Linked DNA regions of Homo sapiens: region 2 is linked to region 1. Evidence: read pairs that join two places in POLR2A ChIA-PET (ENCODE). Cell type or tissue: K562. All regions are shown on one strand.

Region 1 (8,000 bases):
TCCCTCTTGCCCAGTGACATGGACTGAATTGTATTCCCTCAAATTCATATGTTGGAGCCCTAAACTCCAGTGTGATGGTATTTGGAGATGGGCCTTTGGGAGGTAATTGGGTTTAGATGAAGTCATGAGGGTGGGGTCCCCATGGTGGGATAAGTGCCCCTGTAAGAAGATACCAGAGAGTTTTCTGGCTGTCTCTCTCTCTCTGTCTCTGTGAGAAAGCAGCTGTCTGCAAGCCAGGAAGAGGAGAGAATCCTCATCAGAAACCAAATTCACGAGCACCTTGATCTTGGACTTCCCAGCCTCCAGAACTAGAAGAAATAAACATCTGTTATGTAAGCCACCCAGTCTGTAGTATTTGGTTATAACAGCCTGAGCTGCCTGAAACAGACAGCATCACCAGACAAGGCTGCAGGTGGGTGGAGGTAGGGAGGCTGTGGGAGCCCTGAGGGGTGCTCTGAACCTGCCAGGTTCTTCTCCTGGTTCTACCCTTCCCCCATGAGCTGCATGACTCTAGGTGAGTCACTGGGATTTGGTCTTTCCATCCGGACAATGGGTCCTGACCCTGCCCTCTCCACTGCAGGTGGGTGTGGGAATCTCCAGGAAAGAGAGGGTGGGTCTCTGGGACAAGAGGGTCCTTTAGCTTCTACCCATCCCTCACCCCAAGGCCGGAGGCAGCTGCTGCCACAAAGACAATTGTCAATCAATCCTGAGTCAAAACACCTCAATCTCCAGAGAACATCTGACACAGGGGCAGGCAGGCTGTGGCCCTGCCCTCAGGGAGCTTACTGTTAGAGCCAGCCAGCCCACAGTTAGGGCCAACAGAGTCCCAATTTAAATCCCAGGAGGAGGGGGAGAAGCCCCCAACAGCCGCAGCCTAGACTCAGTGGCTGGCTAGGTGCATCTGCAAGTCCAAAGGCAGCTATGGCCCTTTGTCCTTCTCTCATCTGCCTCAGCCCCTCCCTCACTGCTAGGTGAAAGTCCTCTGCCTCCCACCGGGATGTGAGCACTGTGAGGCCTTGGGTGCTGCTGTCCTGGGGCCTAACAGAGTGCCTGCACATGGGAGGTGCTCATCTGGTGAAGGAAGAAATGGCTGATGAAACTCAATTCTTGCCTGCTTCCCTGTTTTCTCAACAAAGCCCCTCACCTGGGGCTTTGAGATGGGGAATATTACAAAGTCATGGGCAAGAGTGTTTTGGGAGGGATGTGGGGTAAAAAAGAAGAGAGGGAAAGAGACATACTTTCAACCAGACCGTGGGTGAGGGGCAGATTTGGGCAGAAACTTAAGAGAGTAGAAGACAGGGGTGTCTAAGAGGTCCCCTGGAGCTGTGGGCCCCCTTCCCCACTGTGGCCTTCCAGCTGAAGCTGGAGGCTGTGGGCATGGAGTATCCTGAGGCACAATCACTCCCCAAAAATTCCTCCACCACATCCTTGCTGGCTCCCTGTCTGGTGTTGATTTGGGGTGCCGGGGTTCTCCTTTTCAGAGAGTCTGGTGCCTGGGGGCTTGGAAGGGCTGAGAGAGGCCCTGAGGCCAAAGGCCTTGTAGGGTGACACGGTGGGGGCACAGGAAGGTCTTGCACAATGGGTGATCCTGGGTGTAGAGGGTGCCTTAGGTATTCCCCACCCCCACCCCTGCCCCTCACAAGAGGTTGCCAGATAAAATACAGGCTTCTCAGTTAAATATGAATTTCAGAGTCCTCAGCTCTGGGACTCCCTTCTGCATAGAAAGAATAAGCAAAAAATAAATGTTTAGTATAAGTAGGCCTCAAATATTGCATGGGCCCATGGGTGTCCTGTATTTTCATTTGTAACACTTGGCAACCCTACCCCAGTGTGCACCCTGGCCTTCATCAGGGACACGTTTCTCCGTCCAGGCTGCCTGGCGTGGGGAAGGCCCGAGTGGCGGTGGGCCAGCAGCCCTGCTCCAGGGGAGCTAGGAAGGGCCTGGGATGTGTGGGCTCCATGGCTGTTGCCCAGGTACGGGCAGTGGCTGTAGTGAGTGGTGAGGTGGGGCGTGTGTTTAATGGGGGAGGGGAGCTGGGCAGTGGCAGAGCCAGAGAGACAAGGGAAAATTTTTTTGTGGGTTCCTGTCTTGTTCCCTCCCCAGACTCACTGCCACTGTGGGCCTGAGTCATCGGGAGAAGGGGTTGGGACAGATAAAATTTTTCCACTCAGCCCCCAGCCCAGCAACCTGGCTCACCTGATCGACACCGCCCATTTGGAGGGAAATTCCAGGCCTAAATCCTGTCCGAAATTCTCTCTCTGGCCAGCCAGCCTGCAAAGGGGTTGGGAGCTCCTGGGGCTGGGAACATCTCCGGGCAAGGGAACTGGCTCTGGGACTCCCTTCTGTGCAAAGGAGAGAGAGAGGAAAAAAAAAAAGAGAGAGAGAGAGCCTGCTGAGGGGGAGCTGATGTGGCCACAGCTGGTCCCACTGAGGGCTGGGCTTGGGAGCGGCGGGGATGTGAGAGGGAGGCTGGGGTTGTGACGACATGTGCCAGATTTCTCCTGAGACTCAGGATCCAGCTGACACCAGTTTAGACCATCTCAGCCCCTGTGTGTGTGTGTGTGTGTGTGTGTGTGTCTGTATGTGTGGCATCTATGTGTATGTGTGGTGTCTGTGTGTGTGTGGTGTGTGTGGTGTCTGTGTGTGTCTGCATCTGTGCATGTCTGTGTGTGTGTGCGTGTGGTGTCTGTGTGTGTGTCTGTGCGTGTGGCATCTGTGTGTGTGTGTGGCACCTGTATGTGTCTCTGTGTGTGTATCTGTTGTGTGGTGTCTCTGTGTGTGTGTGTGTGGTGTCTGTGTATGTGAGTGTGTATGGTGTCTGTGTGTCTGTGTGTGTCTGTATGTGTGGCATCTATGTGTGTGTGTGTGTTGCCTGTGTGTGTGTGTGTGTGTGTTGCCTGTGTGTGTGTGTGGTGTCTGTGTGTGTGTGTGGTATCTGTGTGTGTGTGAGTCTGTGTGTGTATGTGCCTGTGTGTGGTGTCTGCGTGTGTGTGTGGTGTCTGTGTGTGTGTGTGGTGTCTGTGTGTGTGTCTGTGGTGTGTGTGTGGTGTCGGTGTGTGTGTGTCTGTGTGTGTGTGTGCCTGTGCGTGTGTGTGGGGGTGTCTGTGTGTGTGTGGTGTGTCTGTGAGTATGGTGTGTGAGTGTGTGTGTATGCATGCCCTTCTTGCCACACTGCTGGTGGTTAGAGGGGCTGCAGTTACAGAGCTATTGCCGACATGAAGCCCCTATTTTTTAACCCGGTCAGTGTTCAAGGCCCTTTGTGTTCAGACCTCAAGGTACCTTCCCGTGGTTATCTGCTGCTGCTCCCTTCCGTGCCCTGGGCTTGACTCCAGGTTCTCAAACTTAAATGTCTTCAGGAACTAGACAGGTAACTGGGGACAAGGGAAGTGGACTGGGGCAGAAAAGGATGGGGATGAGGGTGGGGCGATGGGAGGAGGTGTGCTACTCAACTTCTCAATGGTTGTTGCATTTCTGGAATTTAAGACTCCAAAGCCCATCCTCCCACCCCCACTCCACTGTTTACCTTCTGGCTTTGGTGATGGGCTGCACCTTTTCTGAGGACGCTGTGCAGGCCAATGCGGGTGGGCCAGACAGAACATGTCTGAGGACGGGATGTGGTCCACGGGGTGCCAGTTTGCAACCTCCTCATCCAGCCAAACTGTACTTTTTGCCATTCCGTTGTATAGGACTGTCCTATACCTGCCTCTGTGCCAGAATCGGGCTCAAATTATGGCTCTGCTCATTTATTATAGCTACATGGCTTTGGGCCTCAGTTTTCTCATCTGTAAAATGGATATATTAATAGTATCCACATCTGGTGGTAATATGAAGAATGAATGTGTTAATATATGCAAAGCACTGAGAAGTATGCCAGACACATAGCATTCAATAGGTATAAACCGTCATCATCACTATTATTATTAGACGGCTCAAATGTTGCCTCCTCCGGGAAGCCTTCCCTAGTCCCACAGCTGGAATTAATCTCTCCCTCAGCTGAGTTCCTACTGCATTCTTTCTGTCTTGTGTTACAGTTAGTGTCTACATGACTGACTGTCCTGTTGGAGTGTCACCTCTTGGAGGCCAGATCCGTGCCCCATTGATCTTTATGTTTCTCAGTCATTCATTTAGCAGTTACTGAGTGTCTTTGATAGCCAGGCATTGTGCCGGGGGCAGGAGATATGATGGTGAGAAGATATGGCCCTTATCACTTGGCTCTGTGCCTAGGTTAGTGTTCACAGAGAGATTCTGGGCTTGTGGAGACACTGCCTTCCTGCCACCTGGTGTCTCCTTGCATCCCTGTGGAGTGGGCTGGGACGGTGGAGCCCAGGCTCAGCTGACAACCCCAAGGGCAGCTCCACCTACAACGCGATCCCACCACACTGGGAGGGACACAAGCAAATAGACACATGTCTCCCTGCCAGCCCTGTGTCCTCCAGGTGGGAACTGGGATAGTCCTGGCAGGTTGGGGACCAGCTCTGTGCCCATACCAGGTGGAGACTCCCCACTCCTGGGTCAACCCCCAGCTCCTGTACTACTGCACCCCCAGAGACACTCACTCAGCTCCAACCTCAGGATTCAGGCCTCAAATCCAAGATGTGACCTGGAGAGATAACTGAACTAGACATTTACAAGCTCTAGAGTCAGACTCCCTGGGTGTGACTGCCAGTTATTGGCCTCTTTGGGCCTCAGTTCCCCAGAGAGGAATTATGTGAGTTAATACCTGGATAGCTCTTAGCATTGGTATGGGTCATTTTCACTAGGCAGGGGCATAGGAGCCCCAGGTTGGTTATTGACCTACTCCTTACTCCCCGTGGTCAGGAGAGAGGGTAAGATACCTCTGAAATCTGCCTGCAGGGGCACATGGTGTAAGACAGGAAGGAGGGACAGCTTTGTCTCCCAGACCCCCAGCTATGAGTGGGATCCTGATCACGTGGCTCAGGGAGGCCCTGGCTGCAGCGTCCTGGTGGGGCATGGACAGGAGGGGCCTCCCACCTACACCCCAGCAGGATCCATCACTGGGCCTCCCAAGGCAGTGGAGTGGGGAGGAGGTGCTGAAAGACTGGGCTTGGGAAGCCTAGCACGGGACCCCGGCCTCCCCTCCCCCACCAGGCCAGGATGAAAGCTCCCTTCTCTAACCCCTTAAGACCCTGGTCTTGGTCCTCATTAAAAACTCTAATCCTCCAGCCCTCACTGCAGATGCAGAGGCCTCCACTCCCAGGTCTGGCTGGGAGGGGACAAGTGATAGACTCTGTCCTTCTGCACAACCAGGCTGAGCCTAGGCTCCTAAAGCACTGGTCGGTGGGTGTCTAGGGACCACTGGGACCCCAGGACACAGCTTCTGGGAAATGGAGGAGGGTGAAGACAGGCTTCTGAGGGGAGGAGTCCTGGGAAAAGAGGGATAGGAGGAGGAGGTGGTGGCAATGTCCTGACCAAGTGGGAGAGTCCCTGGCAAGAGACACTTCTCCCTTCCTTTCACCCTTGCCACCCCGGAAATCCCCTGCTGAGGGGTCCTCAGAGGGTAGTCCCAGGCACCCAGCTCAGGGCACCTCTGCTGGAATGGAGCAATGAAGGCCCAGGATCCAGGCCAGGGGCCCTCGAGCCCTCAGTTTCCTCTGCTCTCCAATGGGGCAGATCACTTCCTCACTTGCTCCTGCCTCCCCTCCTGGGCCAGCATGAGGGCAGAGGGAAAGGCCAAAGAGAACACATTTTGGCAGGTAAGCATAGCAAGTGCAGGAGGAGGCAGGGGTCAGCGTTTGCTAAGCATTTGTAATTGGCTCCTGGTCCCTGTGGCCAAGTGCTGGCCTGCATTATTTCCACTGGTCCAGAGGTTCCCAGTGAAGTGTGGAGCAATCTCATTCCTTCCCTTTTACCTCCATTCCTCCCTGAGGCTGCCGAGAGCAGCTTCTCTAAGCCTTCCCCTTCTATGCTGCATAAAAAAGGGCTTTGTTGGGAGGCCCAAGGTTTTCCAGGCCCATCATTATCACCCCATATCTACCAGGCCTCCTGAGTTGGGGATGCTGGGCTGGGGGCTATTGGGAGCTCTGGGAAGGGAAAACAGACAGCCTCCCAGGCTAACAGACAGCCTCCCAAGACAGAGCCTCTGTCCCCAGAAACCACGTTTGGAATCAGAGAAACACACACTCTATGTCGTCCAGTGTTGGCTGAAAGGGGCAGGTGGTCAGTTACCTAGACCTCATACATAATCAACTGTATTTCATCAAAAGCAAGACGCACAATTAAATTACACACCACTAAGAAGGAAAACCGCTGCTAATTAAACTCTGACACAGTGCCTTTTTGTTATTGATCCCGGGGAACATCCTGAGTTCAGATGTTAAATGTGGAAAATGTGTGTCAGAGAATCAAAATAAAGTTAAAAACATTTCTATCAACATTTGTCTTGGACATAGTGTCCATAGTGTTCTGCATCTTGTAGTGTTTACTTAGAAGTGTTTACTGAGGTTTCTGAGATTAGGCATAAATGTATGATGTAAAAGATGATGTAAAGCCATCAGCACAGTACCTGGTATAAAGTAAACTGTCATTAAATGTTAACTATTATTGCTGTTGCTATTATATGTACAAGGACTTTATATGTATATGAAAGTCCTTCAGCTCCCGAATCTTTCATTGTTCTAGAGGCTAAGGTCTGAGGACACCAGTGGCTAGAGTCAGAGGTGCCAGGAAAGCTGAGGAGGCAGCCTGGAGGAGGGGCCGTTCCATGTGTGAAGTCTGCAGTGTCTCTATAACCTTTGGAGGCATCAGAAGGGGCCTGAGCCCAAAGGCTGCCTTTGCCAGTTCCCCAGAAAAGTGAGGCCCCTGACTTATTACCCCTATGAGTCAGTCAATCAATCAATCATCCAATCAATCCATTCATTAAGACACTTATTGAACACCTGCACCATGACAGTCTCTGTGCTAAGTCCCTCCTTCAGCAGCCCCCACCTGGCCCCTGCCTGTTAGGAGCATCCAGGCTCAGCTATTCGAACTGGCACATCAAAGGGGGATTGGCCCTGATCCCTCATCAGAGGCTTCTTTCCAGGGATCGGCCTGAAGATGTGGCAGCTCCTCTGCTTCTCTCACCATCCCCAATCTCACCCGCAACAGGGGAAGGGATCTTCATTTCCCAGGCACTTCTAGGCCTTTGTAGAGCCTGCTCCCTCTGCCAGGACAGTCTTGGTTCTGTGCTGTGCAAAATTCCTCTCTTTCCCTTTCTTTCAAAACAGGTTTCAAGCCCCTTCTCCAGAAAACTTTCTTTGAAAACGTCTGTCCTCCACTCAGCTTTCCTGCCCTGTTTCTTAGTGCTCTCAGAATATAGTGTATACCCTGCAAATTGTTCCCTCCTGTGGTCTGGGCTTCTTTCCTGCCTACCTGTCCCGTCTCACGTGGCCAGCTACCAGTTGTAAAAGGACTGGTGATCTGGCACTAGGATACTGATGCCTCACCTTTAATTCATAGCATTTTACCTCCCAAATTTGTGTGGTGTGCTATTGGGGAGCTAGGCACTGTGATAGGCGGTGGGGTGGCCCTGCCCTCAGAACCCTCTCAGCCTGCTGGGCTATAATGTCCCCCTGCCCCCACCACACCACATCCCTCTTGCCTTGAATCCCAGCTTCATCCAGTGGAGACCTGTGGTGTGCCTGTCCTTCATCAGACTGGGGTGTCCCCCTGAAGAGGGAACAGTGTGTGGTGAGCTCTTGCAGGGGGCCCTTTGCTCCCCTCCAGCTGCAGAGCACCGGCTAACCTTGTCCTCACTCCCCCTGCTACCCAAGCAGGCCCACGGTTGTTTATGGTTCAAATGCAGACCCCAGGGGCTGAGGCCTCTCCAACACCCAGAACTGAGCTGTCCCGTCCTCAGCTTTCCAAGAACAGGCTCTGTCGAGCACACATGGTTGTGAAACGATCCTGCTGGGCTCTCTAAGAGATGAGGCCATTTATGGGCTGAGTGGGCTGCCGTGGGCTGCCAAGGGTCAGGCTGGGGACCTGTGTGCGTTGAGAC
Region 2 (8,000 bases), 530 kb before region 1:
AGTGACATTCTTTCTTTCTAATAAAGCTTTTTCTCTAGAAGTCTGTTTTTCTCTGGTATTAATAGTATACCAGCTTTCTTTGGTTACTGGCTTTCCAGTTTATATTTTTCTATCTTTAGCTTTTTGTTTTTGCATGGAGAGAAGTTCTTAATCTTTTGCATACCTTTTTTTAAATTATGGTAAAATATATCTAGCGTAACATTTGCCATTTTAACCATTCAAAGTATACAATTTGTCCTTTTACTTGTATTTTTTGAGAGGGGGTGTCACTCTGTCATCCAGGCTGGAGTGCAGTGTCACGATCTCAGGTGGCTAGCTGCAACCTCCGCCTCCCAGGCTCAAGTGATCCTCCCATCTCAGTCTCCCAAGTAGCTGGGACTATAGGTGTGCACCACCACTCCCAGCTAATTTTTGTAGAAACAGAGTTTCACTATGTTGGCCAGGCTGTTCTCGAACTCCTGCCTCAGCCTCCCAAAGTGCTGGGATTACAGACATGAGCCACTGTGCCCAGCCTCCATATTCTAATTTTTTCTTTCTTTCTTTCTTTTTTTTTTTTTTTGGAAACGGAGTCTCACTGTGTCGCCCAGGCTGGAGTGTAGTGGCGTGATCTCAGCTCACTGCAAGCTCTGCCTCCCGGGTTCACACCATTCTCCCGCCTCAGTCTCCCAAGTAGCTGGGACTACAGGTACCTGCCACCACGCCTGGCTAATTTTGTTTTTGTATTTTTAGTAGAGACAGGGTTTCACCATGTTAGCCAGGATGGTCTCGATCTCCTGACCTCGTGATTTGCCTGCCTCAGCCTCCTGAAGTGCTGGGATTACAGGCGTGAGCCACCGTGCCCGGCCATTCTAATTTTTTCAACTGACCCATAATGTTTTCTATGACTTCATTTTTTTGTCCAGGACAGGATCAGTCTAGGATCACCTGTTAACATTTAGTTGGCATGTCTCTTTAGTCTCCTTTAATCTGGAACAGTTCCCCATCCTTTCTTTCTTTGTCTTTTATGACATTGAGATTTCTGGAGAATACGGTCCTTTTCTTTTCTTTCTTTCTTTTTTTTGAGACAGAGCCTTGCACTGTCGCCCAGACTGGAGTGCAGTGGCTCAATCCCAGCTCACTGCAACCTCTGCCTCCTGGGTTCAAGTGATTCTCCTGCCTCAGCCTCCAGAGCAACTGGGACCATAGGCGTGTGCCACCACACCTGGCTAATTTTTTTGTATTTTTAGTAGAGACAAGGTTTTACCATATTGGCCAGGCTGTTCTCAAACTCCTGACCTTGTGATCTGTCTGCCTCAGCCTCCCAAAGTGCTGGGATTACAGGCATGAGCCACCGCATCCGGACCCTTTTGTACTTTTTATTTTATTTTGTTTTTATTTTTTATTTATTTTTTTGAGATGGAGGCTTGCTCTGTTGCCCAGGCTGGTGTGCAATGGTGCGATCTCAGCTCACTGCAACCTCCGCCTCCCAGGCTCAAGCCAATTCTCCTGCCTCAGCCTCCCGAGTAGCTGGGATTACAGGTGCCCACCACCATGCCTGGCTAATTTTTGTATTTTTAGTAGAGATGGGGTTTCACCATGTTGGCCAGTCTGGTCTCGAACTCCTGACCTTGTGAACTGCCCACCTTGGCCTGCCAAAGTCTGGGACTACAGGCGTGAGCCACCATGCCTGGCCGACATTTTTAAAATGGTTCCTTGTTTTAAGTTTGTATGATATTTCCTTGTGATTAGATTCAGGTTATGCATTCCCAGGCAAAATACTAAGTATGTGGCAGGCATGTACTTCCCAAGGCTTTACACCCTGGAGCACACAGTTTTCATCTGCCCCTTCTTTATCTGTTAATTTTGTCAACCTAGCCAAGAGATTGTTTGCTTTCTCCACTCATATAGTTAATATTTTTTCTCCTTGCTACAATTAATAAGCAGTCTGTCGGGGGAGATACTTTAAAATCATGCCAGTATTCTAATTTTGTTAGAATTTCCCCTGGGATTGTTTTGCTTTTAACTTTGCCATACCCTTAATGTTTTAGGCACATGTCTTATAAAAACCTAGAATTTGTTTTTTGTTCAACCTGACAATCTCTTTTTAAGATGTCAATTTTAGCCTATTTATTATGAATAACAAATTCATAATAAATTCATAAATAATAAACTCAATGAATTAATTTATTATTAATTAATTGACTGTTTCTAACTTCTTATTTTGTGTTTTTGTTTACCCTTCTTATATTTAAAGAAGAATAAATTTAACACCTATATACATATGATTCTACCCTGGGTTTTTGTGCTATCTTTTTCTTTCTTCTTTTGGATTGATTGATTGTTTTTAAAACATTTCTTTTTTGTCTATATCAGTTTTAGAACTTAGGCATTCTATTTCTATAACTGAATACCCTTGTATTTTTAACCTGCATCATTGATTGGCTAATATCACTTCCTACCTTTCTGAACAATAAAAGGACCTTAGAAAATCTTAACTCCAGCTCTAACTCCCATATTAGTTATTACTGTTGTTCCATATTTTAGAATTATCTTTTTTTAACTTCCAACATTGTCATTATTATTATTTATTCAGGGATATTTACATTTGCCACCATGCCAATTGCTTTAGTCACCGTTTCCTTTGCCTCTTGGTCCTTCTTCTTTTTAAAATACATCTGTTAGAAGTATCTTCAGGCCAGCCACGGTGGCTCATGCCTGTAATCCCAGCACTTTGGGAGGCTGAGGCGGACAGAGCACCTGAGGTCAGGAGTTTCAGAGCAGCCTGGCCAAGATGGCGAAACCCTGTCTCTACTCAAAATACAAAAATTAGCCAGGCCTGGTGGTGCACGCCTGTAATCCCAGCCACTTGGGAGGCTGAGGCAGGAGAATTGCTTGAACCTGGGAGGTGGAGGTTGCAGTGAGCCGGGATCGTGCCACTGCACTCCAGCCTGGGGGACAGAGTGAGACTCCATCTCAAAAACAAATAAAAAAAAAGTGTCTTCATTGAGGAGTTTGGTGGAAAACCCTACCAGTTTTTTTATTTGTCTGAGAAGGGTTATTTTCACCCTCATTTAAAAAGTCTTTTTATTGTAAATTTCAAGCATATACAAATGTAGACAGACTAAACTCCAACATATATCAGCTCATGGCCAATCTTGCTTCAATCTGTACCCCCATCTATTCCCCACCCCCAAAATTTAAAAGATAAGTACTCTTTGTTTAAAAAAAAAGGATACTACAGTTATCAAGTATTTAGAAATTTGCAGTTCCTTGTATGAAGTATACAGTCATTGCTCATATTTCCCTGATTGCCTTGGGGTTTTTTGGTTAGTTATTTTGTTTAGTGAGGATCCAAACAAGGTCCACGCATTGCATTTGGTTGCATTATCTTACATCTCCCTTACTCTATAGGTTTCCACCTCCCATTTTATCCTCCTTGCAATTATTTCTGGAGGAAAGTGGGTTATTCATTCACAGGCTGGATTTTCCTGATTGCATTCACGTGGTGTCCTCAAGCATAATTCCTCTGTCTCCTTTATTTCCTGAAAACTGATTTGTAGGTGTAGAGGCTTATTCAGATTTGGGTTTGATTTCTCAGGCAAGAACACTTCATTGGTGGTATGTGTCCTTCCACCAGGAGGCAGGTTCAGCCTGTCTCCCTTTGTGATGTTGAGATGGATCAATGGATTTCAGTGTGTCAGTCTTGTCTATACATTACATGTAATTTTCCATCAGCTTTTCACCAGGCAGGCATTTCTACCATTGCTTAGGTCTATCATTTCATTAGGGGTTTTGAAATAGTTATATCTAGTTCTGTCACTCCTTCTTCATGTATTAGCTGGAATGCTTTCAAGAGAAACCCTTTCACTAACTGTTTATCTACCCTGAAGTCCGGTTTATACAGGAAAGGCTTGATTGTTTCCACTTCCAATTATTTTTAACTCATTTTAAAAATAATATGGTGGTTCTCTAGTAACTTTTAAATAAAACCAATGAGGTCTTTTAAAAATATATCATTATGAACTCACAGATTTTAAAATATTTTGTGTGGTTCCATCACACATTGCAGGTGGATTTTTTTTTTTTTGGATTCTCAAATTGTCCCATCTTTGGTAAGACAGCATCTCTCAGGCAGGCTCCTAGTCCCTTTAATACTCTCCCTTTGACAGCTTCCTTGCTTTCCAGTATGAACAGATGTCTCAGGCTCACCTTGCCTGAGCTGTGAAACAGGAGGAGGAAGAGATCCAGCCCAGTGGGTCTTTAAAACTGTGAGCTCCTTGAGGGCAAAATGCAAGTGTTTTCTCTCTGGTGTTTTTGCATGGAACCTGCCTGGCTCAGGGCTAGGCGCTGGGTCTAGGGATGGGCTCCTAGATACCCGTGGCTCATCAGGGAGGCAGGCGCAGGGAAGGCTGAGATCTGGAAGCTTGACAAGGTATCTCTCTGTCTGAAAATGCTGGGGCCCTCCTCCCCATAGGGACTAGTAGGAGCAAAGCTTGACACCTCAACCCCTAAACCCCTTGTTTCGCCCATTCTGTGTCTCCACCCTTCTCCTTGACACTTGCCTAGGTCAGAACCATCCAGTCCTGGACATGGGACCACATCGGCGACTGCAGTGGACGTGGCTGGGCCGGGCTGAGCTGCAGTTTGGGAAGCAGATACTGCATGTGTCCACCGTGCAGATGTGGCTGCTGCTGAAATTCAATCAGACAGAGGTGCTTCAGCCCTTAGCCTCTCTCTGCCTTCTCTGCTACCTTATCTGTCGCTGTTCTCCTCCTAAACCCTGTTCCTCCTTCATCCTTACTCCCCTCTTCCTTTTCTTTCCTTTGACTCCTGACTGGGCGTTTCTGCTCATCAGGAGGTGTCAGTAGAGACCTTGCTGAAGGATTCTGACCTCTCCCCAGAGCTGCTGCTCCAGGCACTCGTGCCCCTCACCTCAGGGAATGGCCCTTTGACCCTGCATGAGGGCCAGGACTTTCCACACGGGGGTAGGTCATTGGGGGCCGGGCTGAGCCTCTGCTGCTGGTCGGGGGGTCGCCCTCAAGATGGGGGGACTGTGAGAATGGGGTCATCTTAGTCCCCATTCATCTGTCCCTCTGCCTCCTCTGGTACCTGACCGGGAGCGGGTTCCAGGTGTGCTGCGGCTTCATGAGCCTGGGCCCCAGCGCAGTGGGGAGGCCCTGTGGCTGATACCTCCCCAGGCATACCTGAACGTAGAGAAGGATGAAGGCCGAACCCTGGAACAGAAGAGGAATCTCTTGAGCTGTCTTCTTGTTCGTATTCTCAAAGCCCATGGGGAAAAGGGCCTCCACATTGATCAGCTGGTTTGTCTGGTAGGCAGAGAGGGGACCATGAAGTTGGCGGAGGGAGGGAGTCATGCTTGGGATTGGGGATGAACACAGTGAACTCTTTCAATATAAGACTTCTGTAGGGTGACATTTCCATCTGGGTTTTCTGTTCCTGACAGAGCAGATAGACAGCAGATAAAGATAAGGCATGAGTGTTTACCATGAACCAGGCCCTATGCTAAGAGTTTGCATGATTAAGTCATTTAATCCAGCCAGGTACAGTGGCTCATATCTGTGATCCTAGCACTTTGGGAGGCCAAGGCAGGCGGATCACTTGAGGCCAGGAGTTTGATACCAGCCTGGCCAACATGGCGAAACCCTGTGTCTACCAAAAATATAAAAATTAGCTGGGCATGGTGGCACATGCCTGTAATCCCAGCTACTTGGGAGGCCGAGGCATGAGAATTGCTTGACCCAGGAGGCGGAGGTTACAGTGAGCCAAGACTGCCACTGTACCCCAGCCTGGGCAACAGAGCAAGACTCTGTCTCAAAAAGAAAAAAAGTCATCATTTAATCTTCACAACAATCCTAGAAATGTTATTTTATTTCATTTGACAGATAAGAACAGTGAAGTATGAGAAACTTAGTAGTGGCCGGGCGCGGTGGCTCATGCCTGTAATCCTAGCACTTTGGGAGGCTGAGGTGGGTGGATCACTTGAGGTCAGGAATTCGTGACCAGCCTGGCCAATATGATGAAACCCCATCTCTACTAAAAATACAAAAATTAGCCAGGCGTGGTGGTGCACACTTGTAGTCCCAGTTACTTGGGAGGCTGAGGCGGTAGAATCACTTGAACCCAGGAGGCAGAGATTGCAGTGAGAGATGGTGCCACTGCACTCCAGCCTGGGCAATAGAGTGAGACTGTTGGGAAAAAAAAAAAAGAGAGAAACTTAGTAACTAATCCACAATCACACAGCTAGTAAGTGGCAGAGCTGCCAGACACCATGGCTCATGCAGGAGGATTACTTGAGTCCAGGAGTTTGAGGGTGCAGTGAGCTGTGATCAGGCCACTGCACTCTGGCCTGGGTGACAGAGCAAGACTGTCTCTTAAAAAAAAAGGGGGGGAAAAATAAGTGGCAGAGCTGGGCATTGAGCCCAGCAGCCTGCTCCCTACATAAAAGTGGACTTCTTGTTTCTTTCCTCCTATCCAGGTGCTGGAGGCCTGGCAGAAGGGTCCAAATCCTCCTGGAACCCTGGGCCACACTGTTGCTGGGGGTGTGGCCTGTACCAGTACAGATGTCCTCTCTTGCATCCTGCACCTCTTAGGCCAGGGCTACGTGAAACGGCGTGATGACCGGCCCCAGATCCTGATGTATGCCGCTCCAGAGCCCATGGGGCCCTGCCGGGGTCAGGCAGATGTCCCTTTCTGTGGCAGCCAGAGCGAAACCTCCAAGCCCAGGTAGCCACTGCACCTGACCCCTTGCAGTGAGGCGGGAGAGGTGGTCATGCCAAAGCCAAGATCCCTTGTGGAGAAACACTTCCCTTCTTTCTTTGTCTGATCCCCTTTTCCCTATCCCTGTTATTTCCCTGACTTTGGTAGTTTTTATTGACCCTCCCAGCACCACCACCCCTTTCCAATCAGAGGCCTGCAAATATGTATTGAGTGCTAACTATGTACTCTACTCAGTTAAATATACAAACTTTCAGGAAGTTTGTTCTACAGAGGAATTTGCCATAGGATTTCTCTAATCAACCAGCACCCCTAAAGCTTTTTAATGTTCATTGGAAGCTGTTATGGCCCTGCTTTTCATGCCTGCTGTTTGCATCATGTGTAAAGTGAATTATCGCGAGTAATCTTTCTCAAACCTCAACATGGCGCCAGTGTTAAAATGCAGATTTAACAGCAGAGCTCTCTGTGCTGCCTGTGCTGCTGGTCCACAGACCACACTTGAGCAGTAAGGATGGAGACTCCTGTTCTCACTACAGGTGCTGCCACCATTTGGGGTGAGACCTACAGTGGGACTGTCCCATCAGCTATTGGTCTCTTAGCACCCTGACCCCTAGATACCTATTTTGTCCCCAGTCATTGCAACAGCCAGCCCCACCCTGACATTTACAGGTGCTTCTGTGGAGGATCTGCTCTGACGGTTGGTTTGGGTGGTTATCCTGAGGCTGCTTAGGCAAGCGAGCAAGTATGCTCAAAGAGGGAGCTGGGGGCCAGGTGGGGTTCAGTTAGTAGGCTGGATAGCAGGGCAGGAATACTGACTTCTGTCTCTTCCCTCCCCACAAGCCCAGAAGCTGTGGCTACCCTGGCATCTCTACAGCTGCCTGCAGGCCGCACCATGAGCCCCCAGGAAGTAGAAGGGTTGATGAAGCAGACGGTGCGTCAGGTGCAGGAGACGCTGAACTTAGAGCCAGATGTCGCTCAGCACCTTTTGGCTCATTCCCACTGGGGCGCTGAACAGCTGCTGCAGAGCTACAGTGAGGACCCTGAGCCACTGCTGCTGGCAGCTGGGCTGTGCGTACACCAGGCTCAGGCTGTACCCGTACGGCCTGACCACTGCCCCGTCTGTGTGAGCCCCCTGGGGTGTGACGACGACCTGCCCTCTCTCTGCTGCATGCACTATTGCTGTAAGGTGAGGCCCCACCAGCATTGCTCCTGCCCCTGGCTTTCTGCCCTACCCTAACAAAATTCCTTGGGAATTCTTGGGTTCTAGCCCAGCACTGCCATTTTCA

What was found. ChIA-PET counts read pairs that join two places held together with the same protein. Peaks named below come from ENCODE experiments on the same cell type or tissue, not always from the same donor. Only the 100,000 strongest peaks of a DNase experiment are listed, where the experiment ranks them.
Region 2: POLR2A ChIA-PET joins it to region 1 with 10 read pairs; 2 of 35 experiments call an interaction of 5 or more read pairs at or near these places.

What each region holds. Positions count from the first base shown.
Region 1 is chr6:43,735,539-43,743,538 of GRCh38, forward strand. No RefSeq gene overlaps it. Among named protein-coding and RNA genes, the nearest start is that of VEGFA, 31 kb to the right of the region's middle. In K562, no CTCF peak of the experiment used is centred here; a DNase peak (open chromatin) is centred at 4,256.
Region 2 is chr6:43,208,604-43,216,603 of GRCh38, forward strand. It overlaps CUL9 (cullin 9), which reads left to right. Exons shown (of 41, transcript NM_015089.4): 27 at 4,546-4,691; 28 at 4,835-4,964; 29 at 5,110-5,309; 30 at 6,476-6,723; 31 at 7,555-7,900. Among named protein-coding and RNA genes, the nearest start is that of DNPH1, 17 kb to the right of the region's middle. In K562, a CTCF peak has its summit at 3,617 (motif pointing right); no DNase peak of the experiment used is centred here.